Linked DNA regions of Mus musculus: region 2 is linked to region 1. A link is a loop called in an ENCODE intact Hi-C map of the cell type or tissue named here. Cell type or tissue: heart. All regions are shown on one strand. Each heading gives the region's core, and the rest is flanking DNA. Links, peaks and the distances in the headings are about the cores only. Region 1 holds the start of Hsd3b6 (hydroxy-delta-5-steroid dehydrogenase, 3 beta- and steroid delta-isomerase 6). Region 2 overlaps Hsd3b2 (hydroxy-delta-5-steroid dehydrogenase, 3 beta- and steroid delta-isomerase 2).

Region 1 (12,804 bases), core at 2,274-10,273:
TAGATAACCCTTAAGGAACCTTAGAAAATGATGTTTAGCTATGAGGACAGTGTCAGGGACTAGTGGGACTGTGTCACAATGCTCCTTTCATGAGATAATTTTTCTGACTACGTGATTACCAGTCTCATGCTATGGATTCTATAGAAGCTAAAGATACTTATGAATTGCCTGCCCCAGCTTCCTGTCTGCAACATGGGTCTCTTAAGAGATGACTTGTATGCAGCATCAGTGGATGCTTCTGATAGCTGCTGTATGCTGAAAGATAGTTCTCTCACAGAGGCTCTCTTTCCATCTCTGTAATTCAGCTAACTCTTCATTTGTTCTCAGCACAGACCCAGAAAATATCAAGAACTATCAGGGGCAGGGATGAAATGTCCATCTTTGTGTCTCCCTCTTCTGAATCTTTTCACTGGAATTCTGGAGGACACAATCTGGTTAGCATGTTCATTATCTAGATTTCTCCTATGCCTTCACAACTTATAACCCCAGGTTGATGCCACAGCTTCCCAAGACAGAACTCCAGTGTTGTTTCTTCTTCAAATCCACACATGATTTCCCCATTACCTATCAATTAAATATGCTTTTCCCTCCTTATACGTGAATGCCACCACCTCTTCAGTTGCTTTATTGAATGTAGGAATTTCCCATAACTCTGTTTATGTACAAAGCAGAAATCTTACTGCTCAGACACATTTTCTACAAAGGGATGGGATGGATATAGATGCTTCCTCCTTCCCTAAAAATACTACATTCTGATTTTTGAGTGTTTATGCTTCCTTCTGTAGAAAGGCGTCCTTCCCATTGTCTTCTTACCATTATTTCTCTTGAAGGCCTAGGTAACTGACACCTGTGTCAGGAAATTTCCACCCATGCAGAAAGTTTCCCAAGGACATGCTTTGTGTCCACAGAGCTGCAGACAAAGGCCAAGGTGACAGTGTTGGAAGGAGACATTCTGGATGCCCAGTGCCTGAGGAGAGCCTGCCAGGGCATTTCTTGTCATCCACACTGCTGCCATCATTGATGTCTCAGGTCTTGTACCCAAGCAGACTATCCTAGATGAAAGGTACAGTACCTGAAGAAAATATGGAGCCCATAGAAAAATGATAATGGAAGAACAGGTAGTGGGTGACCCCTGCTTTTGAACATTTGCTGTGCTCACTCACTCTCTGATAGCATGGCCCTCAGTCTCAATATTTCCGTAAAATTTCATTGTATTTTCATTTTGTGTACCATTCATGAATATCTGTGTACCATTGGTATGATGGGACCAGAACAGGGCATCAGATCCCTGGAACTGGAGTTACAGGTGCACGTGAGAGCCCTTCCTGAGGAGCTCTGGAGAGTTGGTAAAGGGACATCTTCTCCGTAGATTACCGGTGTCAAATTATTGACTGTGAATGAGGATTTGTCCTCTGAAACTGCTTCAAAGCTGAGCATAGGTCTTGGGGTCCTAGCTGGTCCTGTTGATCTTCCAAAAAGAGGTAGGGCTCTAAAACCTAGAATGTTGGTGAGGAGGGATTTGGAGAGAAGAGGAAATGGCCATCACAAGAGATCAGAGGCTAGCCTGTAACATACTTTGGAGTTCAAGATCTCAGTTATGTGAAACAGGTTTTAGTGTTGATGGTAATAGTTGTTATCCCAAAGATAATAGCATAATACTTTACAATATAGAATGTTATAATTATATGAAAAATTTAATCAAAGAAGATATCAAGGGACAAAAGCACAAAAATACGTGTGCTGTCTAGTTTTTATGTCAGTGTGACACAAGCAAAGATCATGTGCATATAAAAGGAATCTGAATTGAGAAACGCCTCCTAGCAGTTGGCCTGTAGGCAAGTCTGGAGGGCATTCTATTGACTGATAATTGGTGTGAGGGCGCAGCTCACTGTGATTAGTGTCACTCAGTCATAGGTGGTATAAGAAAGTAGGTCAAACAAGCCATGAGGAGCATGACAATAACTCTCTTCCATTGTCTGCATTAGCTCCGGCCTCCAGGTTACTGATCTATTTGAGTTCCTGCCTTGATTTCTTTCAGGAATAAATTATGATGTGGAGTTGTAAGCTGAAATAAATCCTCTCCTCACCAATTTGGTTTTGGTCATGGAGTTTTATCACAGCCACATAAACTCTAACTAGGACACAAAGTATCCAAACCCATCAGGACAAGTTACTCAGAGCTGTTCTAGCCAGAAAGCCTTTTGAGTTCTTAAAGGAACAAACTTAGTCACTGTGGGGTCAGGGACTAACAATGTACAGTAGAATAAGAGCAGTAAGAAATGCTGCTGGAGATGAGGGACAGCCACAGCCAAACAAGGATTGTGAAAATTGGCAGTGTGCCTGTTGTAAACAACAATACCACCCACCCACCCAAACAAACAAACAAACAAAGCCTATCCCTTCAGAGGAGAAGAAATGAGAAAGAGCCTGTAGTATCACAGAAGGTATGGATTAGCTTGCTTTCCAGAAGATCCTCTGAGGCAAAAGACAGCAATTAGAACAAACAAATGTAGATAGGATCTATTAGTGTCGAAGGTCCATAGTGTAGGAGTTAAGGGAAACAGTTTGAAGTCTGTGTAAAGGGTAGGCATGGTATATTGAGTCTGTGGATGAATGACAGCTGTGATGAAGGTTGTGTGTGGGGGGCAGTATCTGACAGAGAGTTATACTCACATTTACTCAGAGACAGGCAAAATTAGTTTTGATCTTGAAGCAGAGCATGCTGAAAAGAATTTATGGCAGTGGAGAAAGAATTTTCTTGCAGTAAAGGGGAAACATAAAGGTCACTGAGACATTTCCCAGGAGGACAATTTTAAAAGCAGAAGCTCTGTGTCATAGGTCTTTTTATTTGATTACCTATAGTTGGTCACGGAGGTTTCCTTTAAAGAGAAAGTATGTGCACTTAGTTGGCTTAGTGCTCTGGTAGGACTCTCTTACAGCTCCTTCTGGTCATTTTCTGGAAAATAATGTTGACCCCTGTCCAGGTGAAACTCATGATAGTAGCATTTGACAGCCACTTGATTAGTCAATAATGCCTACTAAAGTCCCTTTTAAACTGACTAAAACCAGTCAGTCTATTGACTCTCCTATATTTTTTTAGGTCCCCTGACTAAATGAGGTCAATCTGGAAACCCCAACAAGGGGCTGTAGCACCTGTTTTACAATTTCATAACTGCTTTATTTGGGGTATTATTCTTTCCTGTTGGGTATCCAAGACCAAATAGGTTTCCAGTAGTTAACCTCTTAGAATGATAATTCATCCAAAGCTGGAGGGGTGGTAGGTAGGTCACTCTATCTGTTGGTCAAATTCAGGGTTGGGTCAAAGGTCTTAATAACCATGTGGGTTTTTGGTTAAAGCATGTGAGGCCATTGCCTCATGATTATCCTCTTTACATAAAACCCTGGTTGATCTTCCTGCTTTGATGTCTCCATGGCATCTGTCATTAAAAGGAACGGTCACTCTGGAGTTTAGTATTCATAGAGGTTCAAATCTTCCTCCGGGTCTGACTGACCTTCAAGAACAAAGGCATTGGCCTTCTTCTTCGTCCTTATTTAGACATTTACACTCAGGCTTTAGAAGACTCAGAGGAACTTTGACAAATCTCCAAATGCAGGTGAGAAGGAATTTGTTAAGACTTTTATGTAAATTTACAAGAAAATTAGATGAAAAAAAGATTAAAGATGTTAAAATAGTCATTTTTGTTAGGTATTGTGGGGTTTGATGCTAATTTTGCTTTATTCTTGAGAGTTTCATATTTGTATACATGAAGTATGATAATATCCATCCTTCAAACCAGCCCAAACAGTCCCTCACCTAATGTCCCCCTAATATCCCTTCACCACTGCCAGCATTCTCTCCTCCCAACTGCACTCTGTTTTTGGATATTGACCATGTGAATGAGTGTGGAACACTTGAGAACAAGACACCTACCAGTGGTCATGGTCACACATTCAAAATTAAATATCCATCTAATAACTTTTCGCTGCTCTAAAATGTACCTGAAATGTAAAAGAGGGTCTTCACAAGGTAGGTATTATCCTGAACTTGACAAAGAAGGCAATCCAACTTATAAAAACAGGAAACCAAGCACACAGGGCAGTGCACAGACCATAATCTCACTCTCTTGGAGTCTAGTGCGCCCTTCCCCTCTTTTGTCTGTCTCCCAGTCAGCAGAAACACAGCTAGCTGTAGCCCTGGGCCAGGTCCCTCACCTTGTGACCTCTGCAGCACTCCACCTGGCTCTGTTCACTCTTAACCCGCTAAAAATAGATCTGATTGTCACTATTAAAAATATTTCAAAGGTAGATTGATCTGTAGTTAAATATATAAAATTAGTTATCATAGGTCAAGTAGAGAGGCTCCCCACAGACTTATGGGGAACCTGTTACTACAAAAATGTCTTAGCTTCATTTCAAGTTAATCAAATCTATTTTCATTGTATTTTTCTGTTTAGGATGGTCTTTAGGTTGTAGGACAGGGTGTTCTCTTTAGCTCAGGAGGAGTATTTCCCCCGAAAGAAGCCCCCCAACCTGGTCCTGACATAGGAAACACCTAATTATGGTTGCCTTTAATGTCAGTTTGCCACAAAGAGACTAACTCAAAGTGTCCTGATCACATTAACTGATGTGAGAAGGCCCACCCCGATTGTGGGTGGAACCCTCTGGTAGCAGCCAAGATAAAAAGTCCTGTCCAGCAAGAACATCTGACACCGTGCTGGCTTTGCTTCCCCCTCTCATCTGAGTTGACTGGCAGTGCTGCTGCTGCTGCTGCTGCTGCTGCTGCTGCTGCTGCTGCTGCTGCTACTACTGCTTCTGCTGCTGCTGCTGCTGGTTCCTTTGCAGAGATCAGAACCAGCCATTCCAAGCTTGTATCACCGTGGACTAGGGACCAGCTGGGATACAGAAACCATCCTTCCACAGTTCTAGCTCCAGACTGGGACTGCTGACACCCCACACCTTGTGGCTGAGTAAGTTCAGTTTGTCTCCTCGACATGAGCGATAGCCATCATGGGACTCCTGCAACTGTTGAGTCATTTACCCTTCAGGACCAAGTAACCACTAGTTTCTGAACTGTGATTTAGCTGTTCTTACTATTTTTAAAGCCGATTTAGTACATTCTGATTATATATACTTTCGTTTCTATTCTACTAGTGAGCCCTGACTAAAACACATCAACTCACTAGCTACCTACACTATTCTATTGCTAACTACCAAGCATGCTACTTATAAATGGTATTGTCAAATACAAGCACAGGCATTTTGTAACCAGAACTTCTTCAAAGGCCTAGACTCAGGCAGCCATCCTCACATGTAAAGAAACAAGTAATGGTTAAAGGCAGAGGAGAAAAAATTACTTTAATAAGACCCTGGGAAGAAGAAAACCAGATAGAAATATTCTGTTAACACCCCTTCTCCAGTCCATTTTCATGGTACTGATGTGAGCTTACTCTAAACTGAGGAAAAAGTATTCTAGTGCACAGGAACAAACAAGCTAATAATAAGATAGGGAGTGAAACATTCCATTGTTTTGTCATTGTTAGAGAGGATACCTGGCATGAGAGTCTTAAGGATTAAGAGCTCTGGATCAGACTGGTGCTAGATAGAGCTCAGAATACTACAGATTTGAACGAAAGCCCCAATCCTCACCAGCCCTCCAAAGACAACTACACAAGAACTATAGGAATTATCTCTATATGTTTCGCTCACCAAAATGTACTTCATTAAAGGAAAAAAAAAACAAGAAATGGTGGCAACAGGAAGATGTGCAGTCCAGAAATTCTGTCATATATTCAAGTGCTCTGTGAGAGTAGCTAGTTGGACAGAGGATTTGGTTTTAAAGCTGCACAGTTGAGAAATACTTAGTTTAGTACAGGACCCATGGTTGCAGAAGGCACTCTATTGTATAACTCTACATGGTTAAAACTGACACTAGGTTATTCCCAAATTGGTGGCCAGCCTAGTGGACTAGACAAAGGGCACTCAAGTCATTAACTTGGCACTAAAGCACCAAAATATCAGAGAAGATGGGTTATAAACTTAAAGTGTTTAAACAGGCATTATATGATAAGCTGAGTCACTTTTTTCTTTTTCTCTTTTTTTTTTTTTTTTTTTTTGGTTTTTCGAGACAGGGTTTCTCTGTGTATCCCTGGCTTTCCTGGAACTCACTCTGTAGACCAGGCTGGCCTCGAACTCAGAAATCCGCCTGCCTCTGCCTCCCCAGTGCTGGGATCAAAGGCGTGTGCCACCATGCCGGGTGCTGAGTCACTTTTATCTGAGTTGTTTGAGAAGTGGGATGACTAGCTGAGCAGAGCTCCCTGAGGAGGTCCTCTTAGACCTGGGCTGTGCCTTAGTGGATACAATAATTGATGAAGACAAACGTTCACTGAAGGAGTGCCTTTTATCAAACCTTTCCTGAAGCCCTTATCTCTTTTACCTACTACTGTGGAACAGAAAATGTAAACCATAAAGAAATCTTTCTTCTGCCTGATATTTAAAACAGAAGCCAGAGGTTGGATTGAATAGGTGGTGTGTGTGTGTGTGTGTGTGTGTGTGTGTGTGTGTGTGTGTGTGTAAATGTATTTAAGACATTTTACATCTCACATCACTGGAAAGGTCAACTCCTAACCCATCAAGCTATGGTCTGAGGAGCAGGATTCAAGCAACTGAAAATGCTAGGCTATGGACAGAGCCCATGGAAACTATTTTCAGAATTTCTGGGGATCCATGGTGAAGTAGATGGTAATGGGGCTAACAGTGGATGCTGCTATATTGGCTACTGGTACAGATAGGTCACCAGTTCTACAAGCTGAAGCTTCCCCTACTACTGTATGGGAGAGGATTTACTTATTACACTAGCAGTGTTCCATGCAATCTAGATGGGCAAGTGACCTCCCCTAATACCCCTTCCAAATGTGAAAATGTTTGAGTGTTGCTGAATTGAGAGAAAATGGGGAGACCCTGAGAAAACAGAAGGGAATAAATGGGCTCTAATTTGAGTGGCTATTATTTCATATCAACTGCTCCAACAAGGCTAGAGTACAACACAATATTATTTTATAGTCCAATTATACCATATTCCTGACATGAAAGTGTATGCTTGCTAAAAACTTGAGGAAGTGTAGTGGCCAACTCCCTTGAAAGACATATTCAGATAGTATGAAGCACTTAATAAAGGTTAAATGGATTCTTATTGACTTATTAGATTTTTCAATTATGTGTCTTTTTGACATGAGAGATTTTTGAAAAAAAGAAAAAAGAAAAGGAACAAACAGGCTTTGGCTTTTGATACCATCATTGAAATGTGCTTTTTCCTTTGTAGTACACGACTTGAATGTACTACAAATGGGCTGTGACTGGTTGACAGAGCCTTCCTATACCAAATGGCTTCTGTCCTACAACCTCTTGGAAGAAATGATTGAGGAATTACAAAAGACAGGACTTATTGGGCCACCTATTTAGTCAGATTGCACTCGGCTAAACTCTGTGTCCTGTCATGTTTCAACAGAATAGTATGTGGTTCAAGCATGCCTATAAATGGTGTATAAAAAACAGATCCCCAGTGACAGGTTCCCTGTGTTCTAGATCATTAAATCTGTAGAGCTTTCTGGAAGGTGGTATATTCTCCAAGAGCATAGAAACCCCAGAGACCATCCTTTATGTCTTACTTCATGACTGCCCTCATCAACCACCCCTCCACACACATACACACTTAATACCCAACAAAGTTATGCAACCATTTCTGTGGGTTCCAGGAGCTGCTTATGTAACTTGATGATTCCTTGTAAAGATATATTGAGCACTAATTTCTAACCATTTCTTCAGAAGCACAGGTGAAATAACCCAGGCTTGCAACAGGCATTTAGGTAAAGGAGAAATATTGTGAAACAGCCATACTCCATGAGTGGACAGTTTCTTGGTACACATTGGAATACATTGATTTCTGTTGTGGACAATTTTCCCCCTGTCTCCTGATCTGTGCTATGGGAGGTTTGAGGGAGAAACTGGGTTTGGGGAAATCACCAGATCTCTCTCTCTCTCTAGCCATCTCCAGGGTCACTGTACATTAATCTCACACCAACTGTGATCTGCTTCCTGTGTTGACCATGCCTGGGTGGAGCTGCCTGGTAACTGGAGCAGGAGGGTTTTTGGGCCAGAGGATTGTCCAGTTGTTGATGCAGGAGAAAGATCTGGAGGAGATCAGGGTCCTGGACAAGTTCTTCAGACCAGAAACCAGGGAGCAATTCTTCAGTAAGTGAACATGAGAATTTGCCATATGACTGTGTGGTCAACACAGCCTGCATATGGGAGGGATCCTCCCTTGTCTAGTAAACAAAAGACACTTTCAGTCCTAACACTTCTCCATGTCCACATTGGTCAAAAGGAAACAGCCCACATAGCAAAAACACAGTTTGGGAGAGACAGAGTTTGGACTGGGAAGTTCTGTCTTTCCTGTAGCTCTTTTATGTGGACTTGCCAGTTGTTAGGTAATAGGCATAAAGACTGTTAAGCTGGGGCCTCAGCACTAGCACTCTCTCTCTCTTCTAATGGCTATTTATCTAGTTGCTTGTTTTGTGCTTGTTTGCTTTTTTGTGGTGGTGGGGGGTTCTTTCATTTAGCATCTTAAAAAGAAGTAAAATGAAAAAGAAAAAATACATGAAAAGGATTGAAATGTAAGGAGACAGGGAGAGGGATGGGGGTAGGAACAACAGACAGAAAGACACAGAGATGCGGATTGAGAAAGTGGATTTCTGAGCATTAGGTCATACCAAGGAACCTATACAAAGCCACCATGAGCAGGACTTTCCATACATTTCATGGACTGTTCTTATTTATTTGTCCCCACTCCTCACTAGAGTTTATCAGTACTATGAATAAAATTGCAGAATTGACTCGTGCAGGCCACTAACCTTTTCCTAATTTGTTATTCTGTGCAAAACTGAACCAACAGATTTTGAAATATATTTTATCACCTATTGGAAACCTCAGGTCATTAAAATAACTTTGCAGGGAAAGAAGGAAAGGTCACTGACCTGAACAGCAAGGACTTTAAGTTGGAACAAGAAAAATGACTCTAGCAGTATCCTATGATTAATAAGCAGAACAGGTCAAGCTGGAGGCCCCTCACTTAAGCTTCAGTATTTTGTCCAGGGGTCAACTCTTACATCCAGAACCTTCATTCCCATTGTCTGTATGTGGCCAAAGCTAGTTCTTTGCCCTCTCCCCAGCTTCAAGGGAAAATGTACATTACCTAGGGATATGCTCTGCACAAAGAGCCCTCCATAGCCCTCTGGGACAACACCCATTCTCTGCATCTTTTCTCTGACCTCTTCCAGCATCAGTCCTCTTCTCTATCGGCTTCAGTGTTGCTTCCAGAAAGCAATATTAACACACAGCGAATTATATTAGAATCCTGATGTCTCAGTAATTGCAAACAGTCAAAGCACAGTCTGGAGGAATAGCTCCACAGTGGGTATGCATAGAAAAGGGTATGCATAGAAAAGGCCGTGCCTAAGCATAAGAGTGAAGATTCCTAGAAGTGTCCTTTCTCTGCCAGGCTAAGTGGGTTCACACCATGGTGACAACTCATTGGTTGTGGGTAAGCTTTCTGGAATGTAGTTAATGTTTCTATCCTCTATTTCTGAAGATGGAGATAAACAAGTGCAGGAGTTAACTGGCTTCCCCAAATGTCACAGATAAATGAAGAAACTAAATGGAAGCCCAGGAAGTCCAGCTGCAGCCTCTGTATCTTCCCACCCAGTGTGTGGCAGAGTTTCTCTGGGTGTTTTTCTGACACAGCTCAGATGACAGCACCATTCCATGATGATGTTGTGCAAATATCTGTCACATCCAGGTGTCTTAGATAAGGGTGCTTCTGTTGTCCACCAGGAAACCCTCTACAGGCTCTCTCTTTGGAACTCAGAGTCCTCAAATAACTCATGGATGAGACTATTTTACTACAGGTCTGGATTCCTCCTCTCCCATCACAGCAACATTCGTGAACCAATCTATTATAAAACAGTACATCTCAAACTGTGAGTTAGCCAAGTGTCTCCTTGGGAGTGGAATGACCCTTTCACCAGGACAGCATATCAGATATTTACATTATAATTTGTAATAGCAGCTAAATTAATTATTAAACAGAAATAGAATTAATTTTCTGGTTGGTGGTCACCACGACATTAAGAATAGTATTGAAGAGTTGCAGCATTAGGAAGGGTGAGAACCACTGGTTTTCAACATTACATGCAAGAGAGAAGAAAGGGGTGGTTAGATAGGATCATGATCACAGTATTCAATCCTCAGATGGGTACCTAATTTCTTCTGAGCTGTCATTTGTGCCTCTCTATAATTCAGGACCTTCCTGGAGTTGCATGGCAAAAGGAGGGAGCCTAGATAAGGCATACTTAGTAGAGAATTGGGATCCAGCAATTGTATTTGTTACTTCCAATTCTATGTGTTTCACCAACCTTTCTCACTGTTTGGCATCATGGGAAATTTCAGTTTAGTTGCATGATCTTAATCTGTCTTTGAAAAATTGACTCCACGCAATGCCAAGGAATGGATTAATAGCACAGGTTGGGAGAGAACAAGTGAGGTATAATCAGTGGCTGTAGCTATAACTGTGTGCCCAGATTTCTTGAGAGTCACTTTCCTCATTTATTATATGGGGCCCAGAGGACCAGTCTCCATGAGGTGTGGGAATGAAGGAAGAAAGGAAGGATGGAAGGATGGAAGGAAGGAGGGAGGGAGGGAGGGAGGGAGGGAGGGAGGGAGGGAGGGAAGGAAGGAAGGAAGGAAGGAAGGAAGGAAGGAAGGAAGGAAGGAAGGAAGGAAAGAAGGTAGGTAGGTAGGTAGGTCTTGAAGCTGTGTGAGACTTAAGAAGCACCACCAGTGTGTCTTCTTTCTCTTCTGCCACTGCTGGGAATGGATTTCTCATCAAAACCCTGGGATAGACATTCTGACTGCTAATCCCACTTCTAGCCAGCTCTCCATTACCACCTTATTCACTTTGATGAATTAGTCAACTTCCCACCTACTCTGTTGAACATTTGACTGCTTGTTTATCTGATTTGTTTTCTGCAGGGGGAAAGAATATTTGCCTCTCTTTCTATATGCCAGGCTTCCTCTCTGACATTTTTCCCACTATGACAATTTTTGATAATCTAGGTGTATACAGCCCACAAAGAAATTTCTCAGTAACCTGCTTTTGTGTTCCACAGACCTAGATACAAACATCAAGGTGACAGTGTTGGAAGGAGACATTCTTGACACCCAGTACCTGAGGAAAGCCTGCCAGGGCATCTCTGTTGTTATCCACACTGCAGCTGTCATTGATGTCACAGGTGTCATTCCCAGGCAGACCATCCTAGATGTCAATCTGAAAGGTAATGTATTTGGAGAGGACAAGGTGAAAGTAGGGCAGTTAATGTCCACACACACCAGCAAGGGATGTTTTTGCATGGAATACCTTCCATACTATGAGTCTAATGCCTCTGCTCACTAGATCCAGCTGGTAGAGCACAGTACTAATCCATGGCCAAGGCCCAGCAGGTATAAAGTAAGTAACCTAGAATTTGAGGTCTGTCCTCGATGCCAGGGAGACTGGACTCCAACTGCAAGCAAATGACAACCTTAAATCCATCACCTCATGTGAGCCAGATCTAGATCTTGCAGGTGCCTGCTTTTAATGCTGCTGGTTCTGCTACAGCTTTTGGGCCTCACCATATTCTGCCATTATAGAAATGATCAACAGGAGGTACACAGATTCTTTTAGTTTTTTGCCAAGACATAAGGTCACTCAGTGCTGGTTTCCAGAATGAAAACTAGAAGGAATATTTACTACCTTTACTTTAAATAACTGAGTAAATGAAGTCATACATAGAACCAAAAATGCTATAATATTGTGCATTCAATTAGGAACACAATTGTATCTCTATGTCTTCCCAAATTCAATAGCCATTTGTCCCCTTCATGTTAGTCTCATCAAATGACATAAACAAAACAATAAAATAAAAACAAACTATTCTTATGAATCGTCTATGTAACATGTATATCACCAGTAAACAACAGTCCTTGAGTTTGAACGATGTTAAATCTTCTATAATTCCTGTTCATAATCTAAGAAATAATTTTGGTTATGTAAATTTAAAAAACATGCATGTTATATGTGTAACACTTATCTCATAGACCCGTTAGGAATGAATTAATAAGACACTTTAGGTGCCTTTTAAAGTTGAAAAACACCCAGTCAAACACACAAGCAAGTACACACTCACAGTTCTGTGAACACAAAGGCCAAGACATACTTGCTCTCTGGATTCCATTTGTAGTCCCCTGGCAATATCGTGGTAGCCATGAGTGCAGTTAAAGAAGATGCACATTAAGAGTGAAGAGGTTGTTGGGCTAGGGCATGAAAATGAGCACGAAGCTTTGCACATGGTGAACCTCAGACACTGACAGTGTGTTGTCTGTGATTAGGTACCCAGAACTTATTGGAGGCCTGTATCCAAGCCAGTGTTCCAGCCTTCATCTTCTCCAGCTCAGTTGATGTTGCAGGGCCCAACTCATACAAGGAGATAATCCTGAATGGCAACGAGGAAGAGCATCATGAAAGCATATGGTCTGATCCATACCCATACAGCAAAAAGATGGCTGAGAAGGCAGTGCTGGCAGCCAATGGGAGCATGCTGAAAATTGGTGGCACTTTGCATACTTGTGCATTAAGGCCCATGTATATTTATGGGGAGAGAAGTCCATTCATTTCTAACACAATAATTACGGCCCTCAAAAATAAGAATATTCTCG
Region 2 (12,804 bases), core at 1,585-9,584, 94 kb after region 1:
AGGATCTCCAACTCTTGGAAACAAAATGTAAGTCCAATTAAATGCCTTCTTTTATAAGTTGCTTAATTGTAGGTTTTTGTATTGGCAGTACAGAGTAAAGAATACAGTGCCTGGTAGGGAGGTTTTCACTTATTTAGGTGAGCTTCCTGCTGGTTACTCCCACAGTAGGTAGATTTCTAACTAGAAATCATAAAACACAAAGTGAGTAAAGGAGAGAGAGAGAGAGGGAGAGAGAGAGAGAGAGAGAGAGAGAGAGAGAGAGAATCAACAAATAACATCATCAAATTATGGGCTTACACTACTAAGAAGATAAGACTAGAGTAGCCCAAGTAGGAAAGGAAGCAACTGTAACCTCAAATAAGGTTCTTAAATTATCCAGTAGAAATGACTAGGGAGACCCTGCTGGATCATTCCTGCTGGAGCTCCAGGGGTTCATGGTGGGATGCAAACACCCACATAGTCTCACATGTTTAAATATATGGTACCCATTGATGGAAATGCTATGGAAGCATTAGGAGGTGTGGCATTCTTGGAGGAGGTATGTCACTGGAAGTGGACTTTGAAGCTTCCAGCCAATCCTACTGCACACTCTGCTCTTTCCATCCAGATCAAAAATGGAGATCTCAACTGCTCTTGTTTCATGATCTACAATCCTTGAAAACAAAACGTAAGTCCAATTAAATGCTTTCTTTTATAAGTTGCTTTGGCTGTGATGTTTTGTATCAGCAATACAAAGTAAAGAATAAACTGCCTGGTAGGGAGGTTTCTGATTATTTAGGTGAACTTCCTGCTGGTTATTCCCACAATAGGTTGATTTCCACCATGAGAGAAGCAATAGTAACTTCTCTTGGCAATGGTTGTTCTAGCTGGTCTCAAGGACAAAATGTTTTGTATAGCTTTAACTCTTCTCTATGCCTTGTCTACATTTCACAAGGGTAAAGGAGGGGTAGTCTCTCTTAGGAAAGCATTTTAAAGGACATTGGAGATAAACATGCTTGAGTCTAAAGTCAAAGGACAGGGCTGAATCTCAGATTTGGATATCAATATGTGTAAACAGTGCATGTCAATTTACCACCAGAAGCAGCAATAAGATATGACTTCTGCTTATACATCCTTCTCAACCTCTTACTCACTATATGAGGGTGCTCACTTCAACACGTCCATGTCATATCATAGGAAAGGGCACTGCCCTTATAAATGTGTTAAGTGTCATTTATCACATTTTTGTGTGAGGGATACATCATACATTGCATCTATACCCACATTGTCTGAGTAGGCAGGCAGCTCCTGCTGAGAGAACAGAAATTACTAGTCGGCCATCACTGCAAAGAGAGGCCCACTGGACTTGCAAACTTTATATGCCCCAGTACAGGGGAACACCAGGGCCAAAAAGGGGGAGTGGGTGGGTAGGGGATTGGGGGGTGGGTATGGGGGACCTTTGGGATAGCATTGAAAATGTAAACAAGGAAAATACCTAATAAAAATAAATAAATAAAGAGGGAGCCTGTAATTTGCAAAACAATCAAACTGAGGAGAAAACAGAAATAAAAAAAAAAGAAAGAAAACACAAAATGGTATATTTCAAAATACAAGCAAGATCACAGGATTTTTTTTGAACTTACAGAAGAAGAAATTCATAAATCAAGAAATTTTAAAGTATGCTGGTGGGTTCACCAAAAAGAGAAGCACAACAAGATGTGGAAAACCATTATACATATGATACTATCTAATGATGTTCTTGGCTCTTGGACTAGTAGAAGTTAATGTTCTTCTAAGTGAATAGATTCTGGTAATTGCTGAAGGAAGACCCTAAACTCTTAGAGTATGAAAAAACAAAGAACATTCATTCTGCAGAAACAGCCAGCATGCTATGATCACCATCATGAAGAATGGCAAAGCCTAAGGAGACATTCAACACCCTTTTGTAACAAAACTCCTTAGTTGACTTGTAGATAATAACAGACTTCTAAAACTTAGGGCACATTCCAAGGGGCTACAGAAACAATTAATCAAAGATATTAAAGAAGAGATACACCACAGGACCACAGCTTCAAAAACAAGAGATAAGATATTGACTGGGTTATCTATATAAAACTTCAAGGACAGCTTAGTTATTGTCTTTAACTTTCCAAGAATCTGTAAGCTAGTAACAAACAATGCTCCTGGTGGGTATGTGTGTAGACCTTCTCTATTATAACCTCTTATTCAGTTAGTGATCTGAATTTATGTTAAAACACATAGAGAGGTTTTTACCATGTGAACACACACTCAGAAATTTATATAAGTGCTGAGAACAAAGGACAGAGGCAGGCCTTCCTCCTCTTCTCTTTCCCAGACTTATAGAAGCACTATTCCTGCAAGGATAATCTCATTAATGCTGAAAAGGCCTTTGACAAAATCCAAGACACCTTAAAAAAGAAGTCCTGGGGAGATCAGTGATATAAGGAACATACATCAAGTAATGGCCACAGATAACTGCAAGCCCACAACCAAGACCAACTTAAATGAAGAGAAACTCAAAAACTTTTATATTATCATCAGGAACAAGACAAGCTTGCCCACTCTCTCCATATCTGTTCAATATACTACTAGAATTTTCAGCTAAAGTAGTAGGACAACAGAAGGAGATCAAGGGGACACATGTTGAAAAGGAAGTCAAAATATCTTTAATTGATGATAAAAGAATAGAATACTGAACTGATATGAAAAATTCCACTGATAACTCCTAGAGTTGATATATATTTAGAGCAAATATCAGAACAGAAAATTGTCTCACAAAAATAACTATCCTCCTATATTTAATGACAAATAGATAGAGAAAGAAGTTGGGGAAACAAAATCCTTTACAATGATCTGAAATAAGATAAAATATCTTAGAATAATTATAATCAAGCAATTGAATGTCTGTATAATAAAAGCATTAAGACACTAAAGATGCTATCAGAAGATGGAAAGAACTTCCATGCTCAAGGGTCAATAGGATTAATCTAGTAACCAAGCCCATTCCAAGAAAAGCAATCTACAGATTCAATGATGTCCCCAGTGAGATGTCATGATAATTCTTCAAATATCTTCATTTGAAAACACACAAAAGACCTAGAATATTAAAACAAACATTCCTGAATTATAAAAGAATTGCTAAAGGTATCATTATGCCCAGTTTTTAGATGTAGTAAGCAAAACAGCATAGCACTATAACAATAGCAGTCAATGGAATCAAACTGAAGACACAGACATAAACCCACACACATATGGACATTTAAATCCCAATAAGGAAGCCAGAAATAGACACTGGAAAATGCAGCATCTTTGACAAATAGTACTGTCAAAATTGAATGCCTGCATGTAGAAGAATTGTAAACACATACATATTTCTCATCCTGTGCAACAACCAACTACTAATAAATCAAATACCTCAAACTAAGTCAGTTACACTGGAGGTGATAGAAGAGAGAGCAGTGAATACCCTTGAAATCATTGCAATAAGAAAATGCATTCTGAACACAAAAGTGTTAACATCAGCCCTAAGATTAACAATTAACAAAGATAATCTGATGAAACACAGAGAGTCTAAAAGGGCTAAGGTCACCAGAATTTGGCAGACTACAGAATGGGAAAAGATTTTTTACCAAATATAAAATCTATTGAGAGATAATGTCAAAATTATGTAAGGATCAACAAAGTAAATTATAAGCAAACAGCCCAATTAAAAATGATGTACAGATTTAAAAAGAGAGACTTCAAAAGACTAAAATCAAGTGGCTCAGAGACACTTAAAGAAATGTTCAACATTCATAGATTTTAGACAAATGCAAATGAAAACTACATTGAGATTTCATCTGACACCAGTCAAAATAGCTAAGATCAATAAAACAAGTGACAACTTACACTGGTGAAGATGGGAACGAAGGTAAGACCTATTCATTGTTGTTGGGTGGACAAAATTTTAAAGGCAAGATAGAAATCAATGTGGGTTTTTCAGGAAGATGAAATCAATCTACCTCAAGACTCAACATTACCAGTCTTGGACATAAACCCAAAGGACACCTTCTCCTACCTCAGAGACACTTCCTCACACATGTTCATTGCTGCTCTATTAAAAATAGCCAACATTTTCGAAAGCTGGTTAAATGGCCATCAACAAATGTATGGATATTGAAAATGACAAAACCTTTGTGGGGGTGATGCATGACATAATGAACTTTTAAAGAAAATAGATAGAATTAGAAAACAATTGTCCTAAGTGAGGAAACTCAAACTCAAAAAGACAAATATGGTATGTATTTGTTTATATGCGAATATTATCTATTAAATCAATGATAACCAAGCTACAATCAGTACCATAGAATTTAGTTATACAGGAAGGTTTTGGTGGCTGAGCAATAACTCTCTCTATCAAAGGGCAAAAGCTATGAATGGATGAAGGAAAGAGACTTGAATAAGATATATCAGGGTAAGAGAGGGAGAGAAAAAGGGAAGAGGGATTGTGGGTGGCATCCTAGTGTATTAGCCCAGATAAAAATGTCCTGTCCAAGAAGAACATCTGACACTGTGATGGCTTTGCTTCCCTCTCACATATGAGTTGATTGGCAGTGCTGTTGCTGCTGCTGCTGGTGGTGGTGGTGGTAGAGGTGGTGGTGGTGGTGGTGGTGGTGGTGGTGGTGGTGGTGGTGGTGGTAGTGGTGGTGGTAGTGGTGATGGTGGTTCTTTTGCAGAGACCAGAACCAGCCTTTCTAAGCTTGTGTCATCCTGGACTAGGAACCAGCTGCGATCCAGAAACCTTCCTTCTAAGATTCCAGCTCCAGTTTGGGACTGCTGACACACCACACCCTGTGGCTGAGTAAGTTCAGTTTGTCTCCTCAATGTGAGGGACAGCCAAGTGGGACTACTGCAGATGTTGAGTCATTTAGCCTCTAGGACCAATTTCTGAATTGTGATTTAACCTTTCTTACTATTTTAAAGCACATTTAATATATTTTGATTATATATATGCTTTTATTTCTGTTCTAGTAGTGACCCCTAACTAAAACAAATCAACTAGCTAGCTAGGTATAGTATAGTACTACTATCTATCAAGCATGCTACTTATAAATAGTATTATCCACCAACAAGCACAGGCATTTGCAATCAGAACTTCTTTGTTAAAGGCCTAGACTTAGGCAGCCAAGTAAAGAAACAAGTAATGGCTAAAGGCAGAAGAGAAAAAAAGTCTCTTCAACATGACCAAGGGAAGAAGAAAAACAGATAGAAATATTCTGTTACCACCCCTTCTCCAGTCCATTTTCATGGTACTTTTGTGTGCACGGGAACAAACAATCTAATAATAAGACAGGTGGTGAAACATTGCATTGCTTTGTCATTGTTAGAGAGGATACCTGGCATGAAAGTCTTAAGAATTAAGAGCTCTGGATCAGACTGGTGCTAGATAGAGCTCAGAATACTACAGATTTGAACTAAAGCCCCCATCCTCACCAGTCCTCCAAAGACAACTACACAAGAACTATAGGAATTATCTCTATATCTTTTGCTCACCAAAATATTAAGGGAAAGGAAAAAGAAGAAATGGAGGCAACAGAAAGGTGTGCAGTCAAAGAATTCTGTCATTTATTCAGGTGCTCTGTGAGAATAGCTAGTTGGACAGAGGATTTGGTTTTAAAGCTGCACAGTTGAGAAATACTTAGTTTAGTACAGGACCCATCGTTGGAAAAGGCACTCTATTGTAACTCTACATGCTTAGAACTGCCATTAGGTTATTTCCAAATTGCTGGCCAGCCCAGTGGACTAGACAAAGGGCACTCAAGTCATTAACTTGGCACTAAAGCATCAAAATATCAGAGAAGATGGGTTACAAACTTAAAGTGTTTAAACAGGCATTATATGATCAGCTGAGTCACTTTTATCTGAGTTCTTTGAGAAGCAGGATGACTAGCTGAGCAGAGCTCCCTGAGGAGGTCCTCTTAGACCTGGGCTGTGTCTTAGTAGAGGCTGAGTGTAGACAATGATTGAAGAAGACAAAAGTTCACTGAAGGAGTATTTTTTACCAAACCTTTTCTGAAGTCCTTATCTCTTTTATCTACTACTGTGAAACAGAAAATGTAAATAACAAAAAAAAATCTTTCTTCTGCCTGATATTTAAAACAGAAGCCAGAGGTTGGATTGAATAGGTGGTGGTGGTGGTGGTAGTGGTGGTGGTGGTGGTGGTGGTGGTGGTGGTGGTGGTGGTGGTGGTGGTGGTGGTGGTGTGTGTGTGTGTGTAAATATATTCAAGAGTTTGACATTTTGCTTCCCATATAACTGGAAAGGTCAACCCCTAACCCATCAAAGCTATGGTCTGAGGAGCAGGATTCAGGCAACTGAAAGTGCTAGGCTATGGACAGAGCCCATGGAAACTATTTTCAGACTTTCTGGGGATCTATGGTGAAGTAGATGGTATTGGAACTAATGGTGGATGCTGCTATATTGGCTACTGGTACAGATAGGTCACCAGTTCTACAAGCTGAAGCTTCCCCTACTACTGTATGGGAGAGGATTTACTTATTACACTAGCAGTGTTCCATGCAATCTAGATGGGCAAGTGGCTGCAACTAATATCCCTTCCAAATGCAAAAATGTTTGAGTGTTGCTGAATTGAGAGAAAAGGGGGAGACCCTGAGAAAACAGAAGGGGATAAATGGGCTCTAATTTGAGGGGATCTTATTACAAATCCACAACTCCAACAAGGCTAGAGTATAACACAATATTATTTTATAGTCCAATTATACCATATTCCTGACATGAAAGTGTATGCTTGCCAAAAACTTGAGGAAGTGTAGTGGCCAACTCCCTTGAAAGACATATTCAGATAGTATGAAGCAATTAATAAAGGTTGAATGGATTCCTATTGTCTGATTAGATTTTTCAATTATGTGTCTTTTTGACATGAGAGATTTTTGAAAGAAAAAAAAAACAGAACAAACAAACAGGCTGTGGCTTTTGATACTATCATTTAAATGTGCTTTTTCTCTGTAGTACATGACTTGAATCCCATTCCAAATGGGCTGTGGCTGGTTGACAGTCCCTTCCTATACCAAATGGCTTCTTTCTCACAACCTCAAGGAAGAAATGATTGAGGAATTACAAAAGACAGGACTTACTGGGCCACTTATGTAATCAGATTGCACTTGGCTAAACTCTGTGTCCTATCACATTTCAACAAAATTGTATGTGGTTCAAGCATGCCTATAAATGGGGTGCAAAACAGACCCCCACTGATAGTTTGCCTGTGTTACAGATTGCTGAATCTGTAGAGCTTTCTGGAGGGCTGTATATTCACCACAGCATAGAAACCCCAAAGCTCTTCCTTTATGTCTTACTCCATGACTCCCATTACCAATGCTCCACACACACACACACATTTATACACTTAATACCCACCAAAGTTATGTATCCATTTCTGTGGGTTCGAGGAACTGCTTATGTAACTTGATCATGTTTAGTAAAGATATATTGAGCCCCAATTTGTGACCATTTGTTCAGAAGCACAGGTGAAATAACCCAAACTTGCAACAGGCATTTAAGTAAAGGAGAAATATTGTGAAACAGCCACACTCTGTGAGTTGACAGTTTCTTGATACATATTGGGATAGGTCGATTGGTGATATGGAGAATTTGCCACCATGTCTTATGATCTGTGCTATGGGAGGTCTGAAGGAGAAACTGGTAAAGGAGAAATATTGTTAAACAGCCACACCCTGTGAGTTGACAGTTTCTTGGTACATATTGGGATAGGTCGATTGGTGATATGGAGAATTTGCCACCATGTCTTATGATCTGTGCTATGGGAGGTTTGAAGGAGAAACTGGGTTTGGGGAAATCACATCATCTCTCTTTCTAGCCATCTCCAGTGTCACGTACATTAAGTTAACCTCACTCCCACTGTGATCTGCTTACTGTGTTGACCATGCCTGGGTGGAGCTGCCTGGTGACTGGAGCAGGAGGGTTTTTGGGGCAGAGGATCATCCAGTTGTTGGTGCAAGAGGAAGATCTGGAGGAGATCAGGGTCCTGGACAAGGTCTTCAGACCAGAAACAAGGAAGGAATTCTTCAGTAAGTAAACATTTGCCAAATGACTGTGTAGCCAACACAGCCTGCACATGGGAGGGCTCCTCCCTTCTACAGTAAATAAAAGACACTTGCATTCATAACATTTCTCCTTGTCCACATTCATCAAAAGGTACACTACACATAGAAAAACACAGTTTGGGAGAGACAGAGTTTGGACTGAGAAGTTCTCTCTCTCTTTTCTGTAGCTCTTTTATGTGGACTAGAAAGTTGCTATGTAATAGCCATAATAACCATTAAGCTGGGGGCTCATCACTAGCTCTGTCTCTCTCTTCTAATTTCTACTGATCTAGTTGCTTGTTTTGCGCTTGTTTGTTTTTCTGAGGGAGAGGGTCTTTGACTTAGCATGTTAGATAGAAGTAAAATAAAAAAGTAAAAAATATGTGAAGAGGATTGAAATATAAGGAGACACAGAGAGGGCTAGGGGTAGGGACAGCAGATAGAAAGACACAGAGATGGGGATTAAGAAACTGGATTTCTGAGCATGAGGTCATACTGAGAAACTTTCACAAAGACACCATGAGCAGGACTGTCCATACCTTTCATAGACTGTTCTTATTCATTTGAACACACTCCTCACTGGAGTTTATCATCACTATGAATAAGATTGCAGAATTCACTGGTGCAGGCCACTAAGTGAATCAACTGATTTTGAAATATATTTTACCACCTATTCAAAACCTCAGGTCATTAAAATAACTTTGTGGGGAAAGTAGGAAAGGTCAATGGAAGATTGAGGACATTAAGTTGGGAAAAGAAAAATGACTCTAGCAGTGTCCTATGAGTAATGAGCATCACAGGTCAAACGAGAGGCCCCTCACTTAAGCTCTAGTATTTTGTTCAAGGGTCAACTCTTGGCTACAGAGTCTTCATTCCCATTGTCTGTATGTGGCACAAGCTAGTACTTTGCCCTCTCCCCAGCTCCAAGGGTAAATGCACATTACATAGGGATATGCTCTGCACACAGAGCCCTCCATAGTCCTCTGGGACAACACCCAACCTCTGCATCTTGTCTCTGACCTCTTCCAGGATCAGTTCTCTCCTCTATCATCTTCAGTGTTGCTTCCAGAAAGCAATATTAACACACAGGCAATTCAATTAATTAGAATCCTGATGTCTCAGCAATATTTGCAAAGAGTCAAGGCTCAGTTTGGAGGAATATCTCCACAGTGGGTATGCATAGAGAAGGCCATGCCTAAACATAAGAGTGGAGATTCATGAAAGTGTCCTTTCCCTGCCAGGCTCCGTGGGGGCACACCATTTGTTGTGGGTAACCTGTCTGGAATGTAGTTAATGTTTCTATCCTCTATTTCTGCAGATGGAGATAAACAAGTGCAGGAGTTAAGTGGCTTCCCCAATTGTCACAGATACATAAACCAACTAAATGGGAACCCAGGAAGTCCAGCTGCAGCCTCTGTATTCTTCACACCCAGAGTGTAGCAGAGGTTCTCTCTGTCTCTTTCTGAAATAGCTCATATTACAGCACCATACCATGATGTTGTTTTTGCAAATATCTGTCACATCCAGATGTCTTAAATGAGGGTGTTGCTATGGCTCTACCAGGAAACACTCTACAGGCTCTCTCCTTGGATCTCAGAGTCCTCAATAAAGCTCATGGATGAGATTTTATTTCACTGCAGGTCTGGATTCTTACTCTCTTGTCACAGCAATACTCCTGAACAAGTCTATCTAAAGCAGTAGATCTAAAATTGTGAGTCAGCCAAGTAATTCCTTGGGAGTAAAATGACCTTTTCACAGGGACAGCATGTCAGATATTTACATTATAATTTGTAACAGCAGCAAAATTATAGTTATGAGTTAGCAATACAAGTAATTTTCTGGTTGGTGATCACCATAACATAAGGAACAGTATTAAAGGGTTACAGCATTAGGAAGTGTGAGAACCACTGGTTTTCAACATCAACAGAAAGGGAGAAGGAGGGGGTGAGTAGATAGGATCATGATTAGAGAATTCAATTCTCAGCTTGGTACCTAATTCATTCTGAGCAGTCTCTTTTTTACCTCTCTGTAATTCAGGTCCTTCCTGGTGTTGCATGGCAAAAGGATGGAACCTGGATAAGATATACTTAGTAGAGAATTGGGAGCAATAAATTCTATATGTTTCTTCCATCCCGGGTTTCTCCAGACTATCTCACTGTTCGGCTTCCTGGGAAATTTCAGTACAGTTGCATGATCTTAATCTGTCTTTGAAAAATTGACTCCAAGCAATGCCAGAGAATGGGTTAATAGCACAGGTTGGGAGAGAACAAGTGGGGTATCATCAGTTGCTGTAGACATAACTGTGAGCTCAGATTTCCTCAGTTATTATGTGGGGTCCAGAGGACCAGTCTCCAGGAAGTGTGGGAAGGAAGGAAGGAAGGAAGGAAGGAAGGAAGGAAGGAAGGAAGGAAGGAAGGAAGGAAGGAAAGCCTTGAAGCTGTGTGAGAATTAAGAAGCACCACCAGTGTGTCTTCCTTCCCTGGTGCCACTGCTGGGAATGGATTTCTCATCAAAACGCTGGGACAGACATTCTGATTAGTAATCCAACCGCTAGACAGCTCTCCATTACTTCCTAAGTCCCTTTGATGAATGAGTCAACTTCCCACCTACTCTCCTTAACATTTGACTGCTTCTTTATCTGATTTGTTTTCTGCAGGGTGGGGTGGGGGAATATTTTACTCTCTTTCCATATGTCAGGTTTCCTCTTCAATATTTTTCCAACTATGACAGTTCTTCATAATCTAGGTAACTAGTATCTGTATACAACTCACAAAGAAACTTCTCAATGACCTGCCTTGTGTTTGACAGACCTAGAGACAAGCATCAAGGTGACAGTGTTGGAAGGAGACATTCTTGACACCCAGTACCTGAGGAGAGCTTGCCAGGGCATCTCTGTTGTCATCCATACTGCTGCCATCATTGATGTCACAGGTGTCATTCCCAGGCAGACCATCCTAGATGTCAATCTGAAAGGTAATGTATTTGGAGAGGACAAGGTGAAAGTAGGGCAGTTAATGTCCACACACACAAGCAAGGGATGTTTTTGCATGGAATACCTTCCATACTATGAGTCTAATGCCTCTGCTCACTAGATCCAGCTGGTAGAGCTCAGTGCTATTCCATAGCCGAGGCCTGCCAGATAGAAAGTAAGTAACCCAGGATATGAGGTCTGTCCTCAATTCCAGAGAGACTGGACTCCAACTACAAGCAATTAACAACCCCAGACCCATTACCTCTTATGAGCCAGATCTAAACCTTGCAGGTGCCTGCTTTTCATCCTGCTAGTTCTTCTACAGCTTTAGGGCCTCATAATATTCTGCCATTATAGAAATGATCAACAGGAGGTACACAGATTCTTTTAGTTTTCTGCCAATACCAACACATAAGGTCACTCAGGGCTGGTTTCCAGAATGAAAACTGGGAGGAATATTTATCACTTCTACTTCAGATAATGGGTAAATGAAGTCATAGATAGAACCAATAATGTTACAATATTGTGTATACAATCAGGAAAACAACTGTATCTCTATATCTCCCCAAATCCAACAGCCTTCTGTCCCCTTTGGGCTAGTCTCATCAAATGACAAAAACAAAACAATAAAATAAAACATGTATATCACCAGTACACAACTGTCCTTGAGTCTGAACAATGTTAATTTTCAATGATCCTTAATTTTAAAAAGTTCCTATTCATAATTTAAGAAATAATCTTCTGGTTTTGTAATTTTAAAAATCAGGCATGAATCTATATGTGTAAAAATATACTTATATCATAGACATATTAAGAATGAATAAATTTGACACTTTAGGTGCCTTTTGAAGTTAATAATTGAAAAACACCCAGTCACACACACAAGCAAGATTACACTCACAGTGCTGTGAACACAAAAGCCAAGATAAGCTTGCTCTCTGGATTCCATTTGTAGTCCCCTGGCTATATCATGGTATCTGTGAGTTGAGTTAAAGAAGATGCAACTTAACAGTGAAGAGGTTGTTGGGCTAGGGGATGAAGATAAGCACGAAGATGTGCACATGAACTTCAGATTTATCTCCTGACACTGACAGTGTGTTGTCTATGATTAGGTACCCAGAACTTATTGGAGGCCTGTATCCAAGCCAGTGTGCCAGCCTTCATCTTCTCCAGCTCAGTTGATGTTGCAGGGCCCAACTCTTACAAGGAGATTGTCTTGAATGGCCATGAGGAAGAGTGTCATGAAAGTACATGGTCTGATCCATACCCATACAGCAAAAAGATGGCTGAGAAGGCAGTGCTGGCAGCCAATGGGAGCATGCTGAAAAATGGTGGCACTTTGCAAACTTGTGCATTAAGGCCCATGTGCATTTATGGGGAGAGAAGTCCACTCATTTCTAACATAATAATTATGGCCCTTAAACATAAGGGTATTCTGAGAAGTTTTGGCAAATTCAACACAGCCAACCCAGTATATGTGGGCAATGTAGCCTGGGCACACATTCTGGCTGCCAGGGGCCTTCGAGACCCCAAGAAGTCACCAAATATCCAAGGAGAGTTCTACTACATCTCAGATGACACCCCTCACCAAAGCTTTGATGATATAAGTTACACCTTGAGCAAGGAGTGGGGCTTCTGCCTTGATTCCAGCTGGAGCCTTCCTGTGCCCCTACTGTACTGGCTTGCATTCCTGCTGGAAACTGTGAGCTTCCTCCTGAGTCCAATCTACAGATA

Evidence for each region. A loop is a pair of places that touch in the nucleus more often than their neighbours do. Peaks named below come from ENCODE experiments on the same cell type or tissue, not always from the same donor. Only the 100,000 strongest peaks of a DNase experiment are listed, where the experiment ranks them.
Region 2: it touches region 1 in a loop (20-fold over the local background); 4 of 42 quality-filtered maps call a loop at or near these places.

Annotation. Positions count from the first base shown.
Region 1 is chr3:98,806,345-98,819,148 of GRCm38, reverse strand. It overlaps Hsd3b6 (hydroxy-delta-5-steroid dehydrogenase, 3 beta- and steroid delta-isomerase 6), which reads left to right and starts at 4,706. Exons shown (of 4, transcript NM_013821.3): 1 at 4,706-4,967; 2 at 8,041-8,247; 3 at 11,220-11,384; 4 at 12,478-12,804. The coding sequence starts at 8,103. In heart, for the core only: no CTCF peak of the experiment used is centred there; no DNase peak of the experiment used is centred there; H3K27ac peaks cover 776 bases.
Region 2 is chr3:98,711,696-98,724,499 of GRCm38, reverse strand. It overlaps Hsd3b2 (hydroxy-delta-5-steroid dehydrogenase, 3 beta- and steroid delta-isomerase 2), which reads left to right. Exons shown (of 6, transcript NM_001359741.1): 1 at 1-27; 2 at 608-667; 3 at 4,716-4,840; 4 at 7,874-8,084; 5 at 10,908-11,072; 6 at 12,183-12,804. The coding sequence starts at 7,940. Among named protein-coding and RNA genes, the nearest start is that of Hsd3b2, 6.4 kb to the left of the region's middle. In heart, for the core only: no CTCF peak of the experiment used is centred there; no DNase peak of the experiment used is centred there.